Regions from separate parts of the Mus musculus genome. Here region 2 is linked to region 1. The links are chromatin loops, found by intact Hi-C in ENCODE. Cell type or tissue: left cerebral cortex. All regions are shown on one strand. Links, peaks and the distances in the headings refer to the core of each region. The heading gives the core; the rest is flanking DNA.

Region 1 (5,321 bases), core at 60-5,059:
ATCGGGCGGCTCCCTCCACCACCTTCCATCTGCTTGTCTGCCTCCTCCAACATGAGCACAGCCTCACTCTGCTCAAAGCTCGGCTCCATGTCTAAAAAGATATGGCCAAAAATTGTTTCGGCACGCTGGAAGGTATAATCCTCACATCTCAGACACATTTGGACATCCTAATTTAAAATAGGATAGAAAAAAATAGTCTTCTTGTGGGCTGTTTCTTGCCATGTTTCAAACATGTCTCTTCAAAACTCCCTTCTCTATTAAAATCATAGACATACACTTGACTTCCAAATAGAAGGGCTGGAGACCACAGCCAGCACACAGCCTTGTTCTAAGCACTAACACAATAGCTCACTTGGTAACCCTATAATATCACTTTTGGTCCATTTTTACAAAGGAGAAGATTGGAGCCCAGTAATGTTCATCAACTTTATGGACCCAGGGCTTTCTACCAGAGCTTGGGGATGGGTTGTTTGGAGAGAGTTCTTACTGTCAGCTGTTGGGTGTTTACATCTCTTATGGCATGATTTCCTAAGGGACAGGTTACAGGATCCTGCACACAGCTTCTCAGAGTTGTAGAGCAGGCAGCACTACAATTGAACCTTAAAGTCTTTCTCTTTGGCTTCCTTCTTTTTCTGATCATCTTCCTTCAGGATTTCTTCCCAGCCATCTGGCCAAGATCAAGTACATTTTCCTTCAGGCATTTTAAGAAGCTATCTCAGCTCTGAGTGCTTACTATGCTCAATACACACACTGATTCTCTTGGCAAGGCTCTCTGCCCTCGACTTGCTTGTTTATAACAATGCCAACAGCACACTGGGTAACATTCTTCCAGTTTCACCATGGTAACATTCATGGACATTCCTTTTCAAGCAGTGCCTTTCCCTTGAGGTCTTCAGTATTACCCTTCCTATAGATCTGTATGTGTGTGGCTAAAGGAGCAACTCTGATTTCTAAAAGGCCTGTAGAACATGTCTTGGGCACCCAACTCCTCTTTCCCTTTCATGTTGTCTTAGTTACTTTTCCATTGGTGTGACAAAATACCATGACCGAGGCAACTCAAGACAGAAATCATGGGAGCTCAAGGTTCCAGAGGGTTAGAGTCCATGACCACCATGGCAGAAAGAGAGAAATGGGGCTGGAACGTAACCTGTGGATACGACAACTATGAGTCAGACAGAGAGCTAATTGGGAATGTGATGGGCTTTTAAAGTCTCTCACTAGTGACACACTTCCTTTGACAAGGCCTCAACTCCTAGTATTTCCTCAGCAGTCTACCATTTCCCAGCGACCTATATGGCCCCTTCAGTTTTTTCATCAAGAGGGAACAAAAACCACACCTATCTAGTGATGCTATCACAAGTAACAAATGAGTCAATATATATGGCTGGCATGTAGCAAGTTATCAATAAGTGTTAGGTCTTACTATTATTCTATTCAAATACCTATTTAGCTATTAAGAAATAATGCTATGAAGTCAGGACCCTGGCCAGGCTTAGGAAAAAGTGACAGACATGTTAGTAGGGCTTAGCTGTAGAATGAATGACAGGTCCCATTTCTTAGTTTCTTGTGAGGCTCTAGTCAACCCCTTGTCCCCCTTAATCACTCCTTGTTGCTGCCCCGAAAGGAGTATCTAGTATTCCTTCCCAAATACAGAGACATTTATCAGGATATGCAGGATAAGATCGTCATGGTGCAGGTAGCTCACAACTGTTCTCTACGCCCCCATCCTTTTGCATGGAGCCCCAACAGGACAAGCCAGATCCAAGATTCCATCTTCCTTCATTCCAGTAGCAACAGTGCTTCCCCAGGAAGCACACCTATCACCCCACTTTCTAGCCTCAGAGGACAGGGCCCTACCAACCCTCCTCTACCCACACATTTCTGGGATCAGTATGGTAAGACACCAAAGCCACCATCCCTCTTTATCCCCAAGTTCTCTCTGAGTGTGGAGACTACAGGGTTTCCAACAGAACAGATATTACCACCGTGGGATCAGGGTAGATGTGGAAGCAAGTTCTCACACCCAACTGAAGAATCTTGCGTAGAGGCAGGCATAAGTGTACATCAACACATACATCAACACAGTCAGATCCCATCTGCCCTTTGACCTCTTTAACTGTATATTCTCCTGCACAGGCACTGAGGAGGGGAGAAGGGAACAATAGAATTCAGTCACCAACAACCTATGTAAACCCCTAACAAACAGATTCTTCTTCTTTTTTTTGTTTTTTTGTTTTTTTGTTTTTTTGAGACAGGGTTTCTCTGTGTAGCCTTGGTTGTCCTGGAACTCACTTTGTAGACCAGGCTGGCCTCAAACTCAGAAATCCACCTGCCTTTGCCTCCCAAGTGCTGGGATTAAAGGCATGCACCACCACACCCGGCCTTAGATTACTTTCTGATGGAAATGTGTACAATAAACTACACTGTGGTCAAAGAATAATGCTCCTTATAAAGTAAGCAAGCACCTTCCACTGCAGAGACATTTCTAACAGACTTCTTCTAAATGGGATTCAGACTTGAGAATGGCAAGGAACTGCCTTGGGAAATCCTTCCTCCAAGACAATTAACTGTCACTTATAGTGGTTAGCCTGCTCAAGTCGTAACATTGAGCTTAAACACATACAGAGATAAGTAGACACACACACGTGCAAACATTGCATGGTCACATGTACCCAACATGAAACTGGAAGCAGCCGCTGGGATGAAGCTAAGTACCATTGAAATGAGCAATGTCCTTAGAAGAGGCAGGCCCGGGATGCTGAGCTCATTGCAGCTGTATCTGCCTGTGCTTTGCTAGGAAGTTCAAGAGTCACAAACAGCTGTACAGATTCCAGTCATCAGTAAAACAAAGGCAGTTAACTTCCCTCTTGCAAAGCAAGCTCTGCACAGAAGGCATCTGCCTTCTTAGCATAAGAAGGTGGCACCTTTGTCTACACTGAATTCTTAATATGAGCTATCTCTCCCTTGGCTCTCCAGCCTTTTATCCTTCTCACTCCCAGCCAGGCACCAGCCAGGAACCACCCGCCAGGATCATGTCTCAGCTTCTTAGAATTAACCAATACCTGGTATGCCTTACTCATCTCTGATCCCATTCTTCAGACCTGCATGAGTGGCTCCTAAACTCTGTGAGACCAAAGAGTCCTTAAGCTGCTATTGCACACACATACGTGTGGAGTCAGGGTTCTTACTCCAGACTGTGCGAGCACATCATTATCTAGGTTGGTATCAGGATCAGCTCTGAACCCAGTGACAGCACACCTCAGTGACAGAGATCCGAACATCTGCAGCTGTGGCATCCTATACGAATTCCCAGAATCCACTTGGCTCACCTCCCACCTCCCACTGCTACCTGCGAGCGGCTATGTCACTATCCAAATAAAAGGCAGACTCCTCTGACCTCTCTCCCACCCCTTCTTGGTGGCCACCTTTGCTCTTTTCCCCCACAATAAACCTCTGCCACATGGAACTGCTTTGGCCTGGTGTGGTCTGTCCTGATGCAAGCCATGATTCTAACACAGTCTATATCTTACCAACTCTTGGATTCAGAAATGTTCTTATTTCACCTTAAATCTAAAACTATGTATGTCAACCAAGGGATGAACTACAGGAACCCAGAGAGATTATGTCCTACCTAAGGGAGGTCCCACCTACTAGACTCAAAACAATAATCTCTTGTCCATATTCAAGAAAATCAGGCTGTTAGAGAGATGACTCAGTGGTCACGAGCACTGACTGATCTTATAGAAGACCAGGGTTCAGTTCCTAGTACACACATGGCAGCCCACAACAATCTATAAGTCTACTTTCAGGGACTCAAAGGCCCTTTCTGGCTTCCACAGGGACCAGGAACACATATATACATACATGCAGGCAAAACACTCATACTCATAAATTAAAAATAAAACAATCTTCTCTTAAAAAGGAATAAAGGAAAACCCTAAACCTTGACTTTTTGCATGGTATTAACCTTTTAGATCTAGGCCTCATAGTCTAATGAAATTTAAAAGGCATTAGCGGTGTGCACAGTTTTGTATTTCATTTAATAGCTATTTACTAAGCAAATGTTATATTCAGAATTGGTATTTTAATGAAGGGATGGATAGGCGATGGATGGATAGAGGGAGGAAGGGAAGGAGGGAGGAACAGTAGGAGGGATGGACATATGGATACATAATTAAATACTGAAGGAGAAAGCAAAATATGATCCATAAATTAACAAAATACTCCTTAGAAAAAAGGGAGAGACAGCATTTAACCCATTAATACAACTGTCATTTGCCTTGTTAAAATCATTTATTTGCAGTTGGGGAGTGTCTCACAGAGTCTATAAGTTGACAATGAAGTAGAGACAGGCATTTAATCTAAGCCAAGGGTGTCTGCCCTTTCATAAAGTCATGAGAAGGGACCATGCGGGTCTGGAATCCACAGGTAAAACCTATTCTGGGTTACTTAAAAACAACCTTTTCCCCTCTCTGCTCTCTCGGGAGCATGGAATATATTTCTGTAGCATTTCTATTAGGAGGCTAATTAGAATAGCTGAGAAATGCCATCAACAGCGAAAGTAAAATTAGCCTTTACTTGTAAAGTTTCTCCTGAGGGAAACGCTGGTGGCTCCTCTCTCCAGCAAGCAAGGCAGTGGCAGTGCTTAGTCAGCACAGGGCAAGCCTGTGGACTGCTTCCTCAGCAGCACTGGAATGCACCCACCAGTGCACCCACGGGAGTACCAGGATCCCTGCCCCGCCAGCCTCTCTGTCTATCTGCTTCTCTGCCTCACCTGTCACATCTCAGCCCTGTGCCCCATCAAAACCGCACATGTAAGTCATATTATAACAGCACTGACTTTCAGGTGCTCTGAGAACACTTTTAATTACTTCCACAAATGGTGTGGGGGGGGGGGACGGGGGGGGGGCATGTGGAAGCCAAGAGAACAATGACCTTATTTTTTTAGACAAGTTCTCCCACTGCCCAGAAGGGTAGGCCAGCTGGCCAGGGAGCCCCAGGGATCCACTTGCTTCTCTAGTGTTGGGGTTTCTACCCCACACCCAGCTTTTTTATGTGGATTCTAGGGTCCTTATGCAAGCACTTTACCTACTCAAGCCATCTCTCCAACATTCTTGACAACTTTTGAACAGTAAAGAGTTAAGGAGGAGTTCAATGAATTTTGTCTTCTGAGATAATTCTATTAAGCTAGATGCCACAGCAGGTGAAACGGAGGTCCCGGGAGCAGAAGTCATTTGCAGTCATATTAGCACACCATGGCCAGTATCAGATCCAAGTTCAGACTCATTCCAGGTTTGAGGTTTCCTGCTTTGTTGTGAAAC
Region 2 (5,321 bases), core at 163-5,162, 81 kb after region 1:
GTTCTGTTTTGGACAGTTAAAACAAGTATACAAAGAATAGTGTTGAGATCGTGAAATAACATATACTCTTAGGTGCTAAGTGGAATATACAAAATGGAAGGTCATCCTCTCAATCTGGCTGCATAGTACTAAGGAGACAAATCTTGGAGACGCTGAACTGTTTGCCCATGTCTCACAGAGCCTGTGGAGAAGTGTCAGCACCTCGCCCACATTTGTCTGACTCATTCACTTAGTGGCTAGACTTCCAAATGAAAAGAACTTGATTGAGGACAAAGAAACCAGGAAACAGGAAGAAATGGGGGAGGGTGGCAGGCAGTTAAGGGCGCTGCTGCCGGGAGAACCTGGGTAGAACCATCTCAGCATCTGTGAAGAGCAGGTGTGGCAGCAGTCCCAAGATGGCGCCCGGGACTGCAGCTAAGTCTTATGACTTGCACCTGACTTCCTCATACACCTGAAAATAAGCCACGACCATCGTTAGAGCTGCGCAGGTGCACCATGATGCTGGCGGTGTAAACAAGTCCATATTTGGTGGAGACATGCCCCTGCCGCCCTGATTGGCTGAAGCTGCGTGCCTGGTGAGGTGACATGGCCTGCCATGAGTGGATGGGGGCTGAGAGTATATAACAGTGAGAAGCCCAAGTAGTTTCAGGTGTGCCATTGTCATAAACAACATCAGCGCAGGTGTAAGCCGAGTCTGGCACCAACCCCTCCCAAGCGGGTGCACGCAAATTAGGTGCCAGCAGATTGACCAATCCCAGGGGGCCACGGAGCCTTCTCCTGTGCTGAGAGTATATAAGCAGACCTCCCTGGGTGCCCGGGGTCCCCGCAGCAGCATCGAGGTGTTCCTGCAATAAAGGCTGTTGAGAAGAATCCGACAGTGTTGTGTCTTCCTTGCCGGCCGCGGTGGGCGCAACAAGTATCCAGAGGATGGCTCACAACAATCTGTAACTCCAGTGCCAGGGAATCTGATGCCCTCTTCTTGCCTCCATGGGCACCAAGCATACACATGGTACACAGGTATAAATGCAGGCAAAAACTCCTAAACACATAAAAATAAATAAATCAAGAAAAGCAGAAAAGAACTACAACACACCCCAACCTGCAAGAAAGCACTCCTAGAAGGTGAAAATAAGCCTAATATGTCATAAGAGAAAGGAGGGGGGTCAGAATGACAGTGGAAGAAGGGAGAATTTAATAGGAATTAGGAGCCAATGACATCATTGGCCTTGACGTCATCAGGAGGTTTGGAAAGTCTAAACAGAATGTGGTGATCAACAAGGTACCCTGGGAAGCCTGGGACATGGAAGCTAAACCAGAAGTCACTGTTTAACACTGGGATGTATAGTATACCCCTGTATCCAGTGCTCAGGAGGCAGGGCAGGAAGATCTCAGGTTTGTGGCCAGCCTGTGCTACATTGTGAATTTGAAGTCAGGTCAGACTGCACAGTGATGATTCATAGTGAACAGAACAAGCCACAGTTTATTGCTAGGGGTGTGTGACTAAATGGTAGAGTATATGCTAGTATTCAAAAGGCCCTAAACTCCTAGCACCGAAAACAAAGCAAGTTGATGTAGGGATGAAAAGATGTTCTTTGCTGGTGAAGAGCACAGAATGTTCTTGCAAAGGACCCAAGTTTGGTTCCTAACACCCACAGCAGAGAGTTCACAATATAGACGATTCATAGTGTGTATGTATGTGTTCCAAGTGTGCATGTGTGCATAGTGTATATGTATGTGTCCTCGGTTGTGCAGATGTGGATCCGCAGGTCTGTCGGGGGTGGACAGAGCACCTGCTTCTACCCCATACTAGAGATACAGATGCCAGCTGCTACGCTCAGCTTGTTTTTCCAACATGTGCTGGAGCTATGAACTCAACCTCCATGCTTACACAGTAGGTAGGTATCTTCCCTGCCCCTCCAAATGAGTTTTTTAAACTAAAAATTCTTATTTCCTTTGACCCAACTAGAGGGTTCTTTATGTTTAAATATCTTCTTTATGCTTAAGCTATACCTGCTACCTGACTTCTCCCGTGTGGATCCAGACATAGATTACTTACCTACATTAAAATAAACACAGTGAAGTCCCTTTGGGGACAGACCATTTTGATAAGAATCTTTTCCTACATGAAGTTCCATCTTGGAAATTCTAAAGGGACCTAGAAAACAGTTCTGTTCAATCAACGGTGTTTGCCTGGTTCCCCTTGCTATGTGTCCTCTGGAGTATAAAGTTGAAGCACAAGTTGGATTTTTTGTTGTTGTTGTTGTTCATAAATTAGATTTTAAAAGCAACATCTTTGGCTGAAGAGATGACTCAGCAGTTAAGAACACTTTCAGAGATCCCAGGTTCAGTCTCAGCACCCACATAGCAGCCCACAACTGCCTATAACTTCAGAGGGCGTTTTGGTTTTTGTTTAAGTCAGCAGTAAAGACTCTTGCCACCAAGTTTGAACACCTGAATTCCATTTCTGGATCTCACATGGTGGAAGGTGACAGCTGACTCCTGAAAGTTGTCTTCTAACTTCTACACGCTGGATATGGTGCCCCATACTTATAAACCAAATACATGATAGGTAGGTAGGTAGGTAGGTAGATGATGGATAGATAGATAGATAGATAGATAGATAGATAGATAGATAGATAGATAGATAGATAGATAGATTCTTAAAACTTCCAACCAATAGTGGACTGGAGAAATAGCCCACTAGTTAAGAGTGAGTGTTACTCTTCCAGACCTAAATTCAATCCCAGGCACACACACTGAGCAGCTCAGGGCCAGCTGTAACTCCAGTTCCAGGGGATCTGATGCCCTCTGCTGGCCCTAGAGGCACTGCACCTACCTTCTCCTCTCCTCTCCTCTCCTCTCCTCTCCTCTCCTCTCCTCTCCTCTCCTCTCCTCTCCTCTCCTCTCCTCTCCTCTCCTCTCCTCTCCTCTCCTCTCCTCTCCTCTCCTCTCCTCTCCTCTCCTCTCCTCTCTCCTCTTTCTCCTCTCTTTCTCCTCTCCTCTCTTCTTTCTCCTCTCCTCTCTTTTTCCTCTCCTCTTTCTCTTTCTCCTCCTCCTCCTCCTCCTCCTCCTCCTCCTCCTCCTCCTCCTCTTCCTCCTCCTCCTCCTCCTCCTCCTCCTCCTCCTCCTCCTCTTCCTCCTCCTCCTCCTCCTTCTTCTTCTTCTTTCTCTCTCTCTCTCTCTCTCTCTCTCTCTCTCTCTCTTTCTCTCTGGCAAGAACATGCAAGATTTAAAAACAACAGCAAACACCTTCCAACTGAAGATGTTTTTTCCCTTAGATCATCACAAAGTTATAGGAGTCTTCTGTGAGCATGCTGAGACCACACCCCACACCCTCTTTCCCTGAACTCAGACTCTGTGTATTTTCTGATACAATATCCTTGTATGTTCTTGTCTTACTGTGACTGTTAAGGAGTAGTGACAGAGGTTTGAACTTGGCAATGCGAGCACCAACAGAAAGCTTCCATCAGGTCCGAAGGGTGAAAATGAGTTAATGTCCTAACTACGTCTCACATAGGATTGCCAGATAAAAATGTCAACTAATATTGCAGGGGAAATATGTCACATTATTTAAGTAATCTTAAAGTCAGTTAGAGCTGACACCACCTTCCAGAACTGAAGTTCCCAAAAGCATATTTGAAGCATAAATTTAAAGGAAAATGTTCAGAGAAACTCAGTAGTTTGCACTCTTGCAGAAAAATGTCTATCACCGGACATGGTGGCGCATGCCTTTAATCCCAGCACTCAGGAGGCAGAGGCAGGCAGATTTCTGATTTCAAGGCCAGCCTGGTCTACAGAGTGAGTTCTAGGACAGCCAGGGCTATACAGAGAAACCCTGTCTTGAAAAACCAAAAAAAAAAAAAAAAAAAAAAAAAAAAAAAAAAAAAAGAAAAAGAAAGAAAGAAAAGAAAAAAGAAAAAAGGAAAATATCTATCACTGATTTGCACATAGGCAAGTCTTTGTTATAAATATGTTATCAACAAACTAATTGGTATTAGTATCTGTATCTTAGATTTCATATAAGGAAAAAGTCCTAGGGAGAGAGAGATGACTGACAACAGATTGTTAAACCATGATTAGTTTGGTTCTTGTTTGGGTTTGTTTTAGTACCAACCCCTGAGCCATTTACCCCACCAAGTTTTCTATCTTCTTATCCTGGGGATTGAACCTGCAGCCTTGCATGTGCATGAGGCCTTGAGATACAGCCACAGCTACTCTGTCAGGCTGCTTCATCTTCTTTTTGGAATTACAAACTTGGCAGTGACTTCATGGACTTCAGGATATATTCTCTTTCTAGCAAGGAGCCAGACTCCTCAACAATTTCTTTTCAGCCATTTGCCAGACAGATTCGCAGAGGATGCGAATCCACCGCTCAGGATGGATTTAATGGAACTACAGACTGCTCCTGCTTGGGAAGCCTTGGCAGCATTTAGTCTTGCCCAGAAAAGAGGCACTTCCCATGTTACCTTACAGTTTAGGAATCAGGGGTAGAAACTATCAAGAGTGTGTGGCCTCTACCTGCTTCTATCAACCAAGCTGGCATTGGTGGTTTATCATGGTTGTACCCTTCTCCACAGAGTTCAGGCTCAGCCTCAAGCTCCACCTCAATGTACCAGGCAAGCCAGTCAACTGAAATTGACAATGGAGCTAGATCTGATGGGGTCTACCTGTAATCCCGGCCCTCAGGGAATAGGATTTGAGGCAGAATGGTCTCAAGTTCTAGGCCAGGCTAGATACATAGAAAGATTCTGGTTCCAATAGTCAAACAACAAACAAATGTGAGATGAAATTCATTTACCATCACTGGTACAGGAAAACATCCTTTGAGCCTACTCAACATGGAAGCCTTTTTTAATTAGTAAAATGTCTGATATGCTGAAATTTTTCCTAAAATAATAGCTTCCAAGTATACCCAGCTGGAATTCAAATAGTCTTATGTAAGTCAAGATTTAAGTCATAATCAAGAAGAATCTGTAACTAAACCAGAGTGTTGGCTAAATAGGTACTTGTGTTTGCTTTGCATGTAACCATGGAAGCATCTAAGGCTACTTCCCAGGAATGAAATTATCTGAGAACTCAAATTGTTGTCTCTTTTTATTGCACCTTGGGTCTTTAGTATACCAAAGGCAATCCAGACTCATCCAATTAACCAGAAGAGCTATTAAAGTCATCTGATTACAGATCTAGGAAGATTACCTTTTCTCCTGTTCCAAGGACATTTAATATATATATATATATATATTTAAACTCAGGTTCTTCAAATACAGAGACTCACAACTGGACAGAGTACAGAGAATGAGAGACCTTAGAATCCTCAGTTC

The links. A loop is a pair of places that touch in the nucleus more often than their neighbours do. Peaks named below come from ENCODE experiments on the same cell type or tissue, not always from the same donor. Only the 100,000 strongest peaks of a DNase experiment are listed, where the experiment ranks them.
Region 2: a loop joins it to region 1, with 2.1 times the contacts of the local background. A loop is called at or near these places in 1 of 42 quality-filtered maps.

What each region holds. Positions count from the first base shown.
Region 1 is chr14:27,667,698-27,673,018 of GRCm38, reverse strand. The region is part of intron 2 of Erc2 (ELKS/RAB6-interacting/CAST family member 2); the gene reads right to left. Among named protein-coding and RNA genes, the nearest start is that of Erc2, 48 kb to the right of the region's middle. In left cerebral cortex, for the core only: no CTCF peak of the experiment used is centred there; DNase peaks (open chromatin) are centred at 101, 710, 3,044 and 4,675; H3K27ac peaks cover 1,080 bases.
Region 2 is chr14:27,587,285-27,592,605 of GRCm38, reverse strand. No RefSeq gene overlaps it. Among named protein-coding and RNA genes, the nearest start is that of Erc2, 32 kb to the left of the region's middle. In left cerebral cortex, for the core only: a CTCF peak has its summit at 2,785 (motif pointing left); DNase peaks (open chromatin) are centred at 218, 1,615 and 2,801.